Regions from separate parts of the Mus musculus genome. Here regions 1 and 2 are each linked to region 3. A link is a loop called in an ENCODE intact Hi-C map of the cell type or tissue named here. Cell type or tissue: heart. All regions are shown on one strand. Region 1 holds the start of Dbnl (drebrin-like). Region 2 holds the start of Ube2d-ps (ubiquitin-conjugating enzyme E2D, pseudogene). Region 3 holds the start of Mrps24 (mitochondrial ribosomal protein S24).

Region 1 (2,500 bases), 81 kb before region 3:
TGGCCTCTGAAGGCATGCATGTGGCCCATGTACTAGGAATTTAGGAGGACTCTCTGAGAAGACAACCCTAGCATAGAGACATAAAGGACAAGAAGCAATCAAGATGATGTATATGTATGTTCCATGCAGGGGAAGCAGCAAGATCAGAGGTTCTGTTTGATGAGGAACTAGCTTGCAGTTTTGAGGAAGAGAAAGACTTTGGTACAAGGGTGGTCAACAGGTGTGGCCAGAGTAGTAAGCAGGAGGGGCAACAGGAACCAGGGCAGACAGGGTAAGAGTCTGGGCTTTACTAAAGTGCAACAGGAAGACACTGCATTTATGGGCAGGGAAGTTAAGATGGCCCAGATATTCTCTCAGCTAGCGAGTGGGGACCTGCCACAAAAATCTTGCTGAGTGACTACTGAAATGGCTGTGACAGTGAGGGTGGAGGCCAGAGGCTCGTTCAACTGGAGTGGCAGCACCGTCTGCATACAGTACTGTAGGAAGCTGGGCAGTAGCATGGCTGCTGGGGCAGATGAACAGTGTATGGGGAAAGAGCAAGATCTGCACCCTCAGAAGGAACAATGGGTGGATGAGGCAGGACAATGTCAGACCAAGGTGGAGCAGATGATTCTAGTAGGAGGCTCAATGTGTGCTCGGGAGACAGACACAGGTGAGATCGTGGCCAACCTGGTCTACACAGTGAGTTCCAGGCCAGCCAGAGCTACACAGTCTCAAAAGCAAGCAAGCAAGCAAAGCAAGCAAGGTCAGTGAAGAGTTATAAGCATGGGTGAAGGGCACTGCTAGCTAGGTTGTGAGGTATTCCCCAAACAGTGATGGTTCTGAGACGACTAGAGGGCCAAAAGATAAAGAGGAGAGACAACACAGTAGAACAGAAGAGATGATTGGCCAGAGTTCTGCAATAGGGGAAGTCTCCAGGGAAGACTCAACACAGGCAAACTCAGTATAGCGCCCCTCAGTGCTGACCACAGGGTAGTGGTGGCCCCACCAGAACTCCAAAGTCCAGTTTGTGTTCCCCAGAATTTGTCCACCTGCCATACTCATCAGATGTCTGAGAAACTGAAGCACTAAAAACTGGCTAACGGAAGCATGTTAAGTAAACGGAAAGTGAAAGAGAATTACTATAGACTGGTATGCATGTAGCAGAAACCTAAGAGGGCTCAGCAGGGCCACTCCAGAAACTTCAGATCTAGTTCACAGTACTGTAATGGCTCCTGGGGTGGTGAAGGAAGGATGGAGCCTTTTCTCAAACAGGTGACAGGATCCCATTTTCAGTCCCAGAATCAGGGACCCAGACCTGTGACATCCTTGACTGAGCCCTGTGTGAGCTCATGACCTCAACCCACTGCTCACGCCGCTTTCAAGGTCTCTTCCTGAACTCAGGGTTTAGAAGACGTGGTTTCCGCCTTCCAGGGAGTTGGGGAACTGCGCGGGACCCCTTTGTCCAGTGAGGTCCCAGAAACGCAGAGCCTGGCGGAAAGCAGAAAGCACAACCAGGCAGAGATCTTCAGGGCAGAGCCGACCGACCACTAGGTGGCAGGGGAGAGGCCCGGGGGTACTCGCCGGGGGGACGGCGGTGGCGAGGGTGGGGTAGCATCTCGCTAGGCTTCAGGAAGGTGGACAGGTGATCCTGCAATACTACGGCTACGCCGCGACCTCCACCTTCCCGCTCTGGCGCCTCTCCGGCCCCGCCTTGCTGCCTACCAGTCGGTCGGGGATTTCTCGGTGACTACGCGCACGTAGGCCTCCTGCAGCGCCGGCCCGTTCCGGCTCAGGTTCACCGCCATGGCACGCCCCACGGTCCCCGCGATGCAGCAGCTTCAGCTTTCTGCCGGCCTCCAGTGACGGCCGGAAGCCCCGCCCCGGAGGCCGGAAGCCTCGCCTCTGACGTGCAGAAGCCGCGCCCAAGAGGCCGGAAGCGGAAGTGGAGAGAAGGCGAGCTAGGCTGAGGGTAAAGTTGAGGCGGGGTGCTGGTGAATGAAGATCCACGAGAGGCGGGCCTGCCCGTAGGTCCTCGTTCGTCCGCATCTGCAGGGCGTGGGCTCGATTTAGAGCTTCACGCTGGTTCGTCTCTCATTAGTTAATGTATTTTGTTTAAGAGCAAGCTGTATGCGCGCAGGCGCCTCGGAAATTTCATCTGATAGTCGGACATGATGGCTACGCCTTCAACCCCAGCCTAGCCCGGTGTACAGCGCAAGTTCCAGGATGGCGAGGGCTAGGCAGAGAAGCCCTGTTTGGAAAAACCAAAGAAGAAAAGGAAAAAAACATGAATCTGCTGTGTTAGGCGTAGAGGTACAAGCCTGTGATCCTAGCGCGCAACTGGCAGAGGCAGAAGCTTGAGTTCTAGCCCGGCCTGGGCATTGCCTAGATCTTCTAAATAAAGTAAAATGAAATATTTGATGTGATAGTGGGGTAATGAAGAGAACCTGCTTTGTGCTTCACTTCTATTTCCAGACAGTTGCCTGAACGTCCCTATGAGAGACCATACTCTGTTGTCGTA
Region 2 (2,500 bases), 54 kb before region 3:
CTCTGCCTCCCAAGTGCTGGGATAAAAGGTATGCAACACCACGCCCGGCCCCAAATCCTTTAAAAAAGAGGTTATAAATACCATTTTGCAGTATAGAAAATCCCAACTAGGGTTGGTGAGATGGCTCAATGGGTAAGAGCACCCGACTGCTCTTCCGAAGGTCAGGAGTTCAAATCCCAGCAACCACATGGTGGCTCACAACCATCCGTAACGAGATCTGACTCCCTCTTCTGGAGTGTCTGAGGACAGCTACAGTGTACTTACATATAATAAATAAATAAATAAATAAATAAATAAATAAATCTTTAAAAAAATTCCAACTATTAATACTATGTGAAAACATGGATCATAAATTACAGTATAATGCAGGGTATGGTGGTGCACGCCCCTCGGCAACCAGAGGCAGGAGGATCTCTGTGAGTTTGAGGCTGGCCTTGTCTACATAGCGAGTTCTGGGTCTGCCAGGAGGCCGTGTCTCAAAAAACCAAACCAAACCAAACCAAAACGGAACAAAAAACAACTTAGAAATATAAAATAATTTTCTTTAGGAAAAGGACGAAAAGTGGATAGGCTAAAACGTTAACAAATGGTAAAGGGTGGATTGGTGGCTTCTTTTTCTGAGATGCAATTACCAGGCTCTAGGTTAATGGGCTAATACAAACCTACGGGATGAAATTCTCCCGCAGCTCAGCCTCTCGTGCTAGGCACCCTGGGAGACACCCCTCTGCTTCCCTAAACTCCGCCCAAAGCTGCGCGCGCACGTGACCCGGTCGCATGACTCCGCCCCCGCGAGTCGCCCGCCAGAGGCACTCAGCCACCTCCTAAGTCTGCGCCGACCGCGGCGGAACTCGCGCGGGGCAAGTGTCAGTGCGCCCTGCCGCACCTCAGCCGCGGGGTTCTATTCGCTGCGACAGCCCGCAGAGTGGACGGGCGGGAGGACCCCGTTTCCGCCACTCTTACCTTCTGGATCCGTTTTAGAGCCATGTTCCCGCTGCTCGTGCCCCACCGGCCCTGCGGGGCAGACTAAGACGGCCGCCTGGGCCGCAACGCTGCACGCCGGGAACGGCGCTCTACGCGTGCGCGCCGCGGTGCGCTGTGGGTAGCTAGTGCGCGCAGCAGTCCTGGGTCTGACCACGGAGTCGCGCACGGTCAGTTACTCGGCCACGGTCACGGCCCTGTGGCTCTGGTTTCTGCTAGGCGAGGGGCCTGGGCACCAGGACATGCCTGAAACCGCAGGTGCCACACGCTATGCTCTCTGCCCCTCCCTGGGCTCCTCCCCAGGCTGTCACTTAACTCCTGAGCTTAGTGGTTGTCAGCGCTGTAAGTATACATTCACTTTTATATGCTTTCTGGGCAGAAGTGTTACAGATATTTCTGAATACGCGTAGGTGCTGAGCACAGATGCATCTACATGTCTGGAGAGCTGCATTTTCAGTAGTACTTAGTTGGCTTCAATGCACTGCCGCTATTGAGACTCAGCCTGAAAGTGCACATCCCAAGCTAAACTCTGCTTCCCTTTCCCCAAGACATCGAACTGTTTAAGACCAAGTGTAAAGAACTTAGTGGTATGTCACAAAATCTGTGTAATAGATTGTAGCCAACATCTTGGAAATGAAATAGAATATGGCAAAATACATAATATCAGCGTGCCTCATACAGTAAAGAATCTGGACTCTCTATATAAATAATCATATATATTGTTTCCAGACAGATAAACCTAATAGGGTATGCTAGTGCAGTTGCTCTGGACCAAAGGTGTTCCAACACCAGACTGGGCTACATAGTGAGTTTGAGGCCAGCCTGGATTGCAGAGTAAGACCATGTCTTAAAAAAAAAAAAAAAGCCGGGCGTGGTGGCGCACACCTTTAATCCCAGCACTCAGGAGTCAGAGACAGGCGGATTCCTGAGTTCAAGGCCAGCCTGGTCTACAAAGTGAGTTCCAGGACAGCCAGAGCTATGCAGAGAAACCCTGTCTGGAAAAACCAAAAAAAGAAAGAAAGAAAGAAAGAAAGAAAGAAAGAAAGAAAGAGAGAAAGATCCCCAAAGGAAAATCTAAAACTAGAGGAGCTGAGGAGATAGTAGATAGGAGTGCTTGTGGTGCAAGCATGGGGCCCTGAGATCATTAGTACCCACAGAAAAGGTGAGGTTGGCTACTCATGTCTCTAACCCCAGCACTGGGTAGCCGGCATGACAGGATCCCTGGAGCTACCTTAGCATAGATAGTGAGATTCCAGTTCAGTGAGAGACCTTGCACCAAAAGCAGTAAGGCACAAAGAGTAGCATTTACTCTGTCATATATCTGGCATTCTACTCTGGCCTCTGTCATGTTCCTGCACATACGCATACAAACCCTGCCCAAAACAAAAACAATGAATCGAACACTTAAATGGTTTCCCAGCCAGATTCCTATATGCCATTCACCTATTCTCCTAGTTTATCCTAAACACATGTCATGAACTGTCCTCTAAACTATAAGCCTTACCAAGCTCCACCCTCTTCC
Region 3 (2,500 bases):
GACCAGTTAGTTCCTGGTCATGGTCTTTTATTTTGAGACAGGGTTTATTTACTCTGTAGCCTTGGAGCCTGGAGCTCCATATGTAGACCTTGAACTGATAAAAGATCCATCTGCCTCTGCCTTCCAAGCACTGACATTAGAGTGTAAGTGTCCACTCCCATGGATGCTTTGAAGGAGTTCCCAGCCAGGTGTGGTGGCACACCCCTCATCCCAGCACTTCAGAGGCAGAAAAGGTGGATCTTTGTGACTTTGAGGCCAGCCTGGTCTATAAATTGAGTCCAGAATTTGTTACACAGAGAGCCCTTGTCTCAAAAACAAAAACAAACAAAACAAAACAGTCCCCCAAAACAAAAAACCAAAGCAAAACAAAAAATCCCTTCATTCAATATTTTGTTATAATGAGAGTCAGACTCTAGAGTCCATGTGCTTTCTTTAGTAGAGTGAGTTCTTCACGATTCTATTCCCCCCTTGCCATTAATAATTACTCAATAATAATTACAACGACATTGCTCTAGCCTCATAAATTTCCTTGCCATTTAAAATTTTCTTCCTTGGGTGGCTCCACCGCAGAAATAGACCCTCAACACACTGCCTCTTTACTTTAAATGATTAGGAGCCAACCCAGCAACCCCTTTTCTGGGATCTGCTCAGCATGAAGGCAAATGACTATTCCCAGCCCAAAGGAGGCTGACGCTGTCATATTGGATATTCCTGGAGAGTACGCGGTCTCAGGTAGGAGCACAAGCACGGAACAGCGGGGCCTGAGGGCCGGCGCGTTTTCTCTTCAATTCTCTAGAGGACATTGAAGCTGTTTCTACCACCTCTCTATGAGGATAAAAACTTCATGGCTTTTGTTTGTTTGTTCTGTTTTGCCAGAACGGGTTTCTCTCTGTAACTCAGACTCTCCAGGAACTCGCTTTGTAGACCGGACTAGGCTGGAATTCAGAGACCCACCTGCCTCGGCCACCCGAGTGCGGGGATTAAAGGCGTGCGCCACCATGTCCAGCTACACCTCAGTTTTGTTTTTTTTTTTTTTTTTTTTTTTTTTTTTTAAAGATTTATTTATTTATTATATGTAAGTACATTGTAGCTGTCTTCAGACACTCCAGAAGAGGGAGTCAGATCTCGTTAGGGATGGTTGTGAGCCACCATGTGGTTGCTGGGATTTGAACTCTGGACCTTCGGAAGAGCAGTCGGGTGCTCTAACCCACTGAGCCATCTCACCAGCCCCACACCTCAGTTTTATATCACCAAATTTTCGCATTTAAAACCCAACACCAGGTCCGACCAAGGACTAGCTGACAGTATCAGGAAAATTGCAGGACGTCCCACACTCCGACCCACGCCACGCCCTCTCCCTCGCCACGCCCCGCCCCCGCCCGTGTTCCCGTTAGTTCCTGCTCTGAGGCCCCGCCTTCCTGCGGCTGCGCACTGACGCGTCCCGGGTCGCGCCGGCCCAAGATGGCGTGGTCCGCGTCGGTGCGCGGGCTAGGGCAGCGGGTGAGTGGGCCGCGGGCGGGAGGGCTGGGGCGCCATCCGGTGTCCGCTCACTCCCCGCCTCTCCGCAGGTGCTGGCCTGCAGCCGGGAGCTGCCTGGCGCCTGGCGCACCCTGCACACCTCCGCGGTCTGCGCCAAGGTGAGTGCGGCGGCCGGGTCTGGGGGCCGCGAGGGCGGCTGGGCTGGGTCTCCCCGTGACCGCACCTTCGCTCCTAGAATCGGGCGGCGCGAGTCCGCGTGGCCAAGGGGAACAAGCCGGTGAGCTACGAGGAGGCGCACGCCCCGCACTACATCGCACACCGAAAGGGCTGGCTGTCGCTGCACACAGGTGAGGGCGCCTGGGAAGGACTGCCACCCTGGTGGCACGGGTCACTCTTGAACGTACTCTTCAAGGCAAAGAGCCGAACTTTTGGGTGGGAGGCCGGGCGTGACGGCGAACGCGCTCGGGAGGCCGATCTTGAGTTTAAGGCCAGGTAAGGTTACTTACTGAGACCCTGTCACATTTAGTTAGGGGACTGGAAAGATTGCTAAATGCTGTGCCGCTCTAGCATGAGGGTGCAGCCTAGCTCCTAAATGAGCACTTGGTGCCACAGCTCAAGGGGTGTGAGGGTGAAGGAGATATTTGGTTCTTGGGGGTCACTGGCCAGCCAGTCTTGGAAGAGCAGCTGTTTTGCTAGAAAATAAACGAGCAGCAAATAGTGATAGAGGAAAAACATTGGCTGTTAACCCCTGGTCTTCTCCATGCGTCTGTCAAGGGAGCAAGCCTGCACACACACTGTACATGTTACCGACAACAGAACATATGAGTGATGGGCATATTAGGATGGTGAAAGAAAGGAATTCTTGCATATTGAAAGGAATTTGAATATTTCTTGCTAAAGTCTCATTTGAGCCTCCATAGAACAGTATTTGCATGCTTACAAACAAGGTTTGACAGTGCTTTTTTGGCAAGCCATAATTTACAGATGTGTAATAGCCCGGAGGCGATGCGGTAGTGAAGTC

Evidence for each region. Hi-C counts contacts between places; a loop is a spot of excess contacts. Peaks named below come from ENCODE experiments on the same cell type or tissue, not always from the same donor. Only the 100,000 strongest peaks of a DNase experiment are listed, where the experiment ranks them.
Region 1: it touches region 3 in a loop (2.4-fold over the local background); 7 of 42 quality-filtered maps call a loop at or near these places.
Region 2: a loop joins it to region 3, with 2.9 times the contacts of the local background. A loop is called at or near these places in 4 of 42 quality-filtered maps.

What each region holds. Positions count from the first base shown.
Region 1 is chr11:5,787,847-5,790,346 of GRCm38, reverse strand. It overlaps Dbnl (drebrin-like), which reads right to left and starts at 1,864. Exons shown (of 13, transcript NM_001146309.1): 1 at 1,705-1,864. The coding sequence starts at 1,787. In heart, a CTCF peak has its summit at 1,536 (motif pointing right); a DNase peak (open chromatin) is centred at 1,886; H3K4me3 peaks cover 1,848 bases; H3K27ac peaks cover 2,045 bases.
Region 2 is chr11:5,760,701-5,763,200 of GRCm38, reverse strand. It overlaps Ube2d-ps (ubiquitin-conjugating enzyme E2D, pseudogene), which reads right to left and starts at 1,051. Exons shown (of 7, transcript NR_015577.1): 1 at 961-1,051. It also overlaps a transcript of Urgcp not described here. In heart, a CTCF peak has its summit at 1,081; DNase peaks (open chromatin) are centred at 790 and 1,070; H3K4me3 peaks cover 1,960 bases; H3K27ac peaks cover 1,341 bases.
Region 3 is chr11:5,706,624-5,709,123 of GRCm38, reverse strand. It overlaps Mrps24 (mitochondrial ribosomal protein S24), which reads left to right and starts at 1,423. Exons shown (of 4, transcript NM_026080.3): 1 at 1,423-1,500; 2 at 1,569-1,637; 3 at 1,715-1,826. The coding sequence starts at 1,462. In heart, no CTCF peak of the experiment used is centred here; a DNase peak (open chromatin) is centred at 1,423; H3K4me3 peaks cover 1,365 bases; H3K27ac peaks cover 965 bases.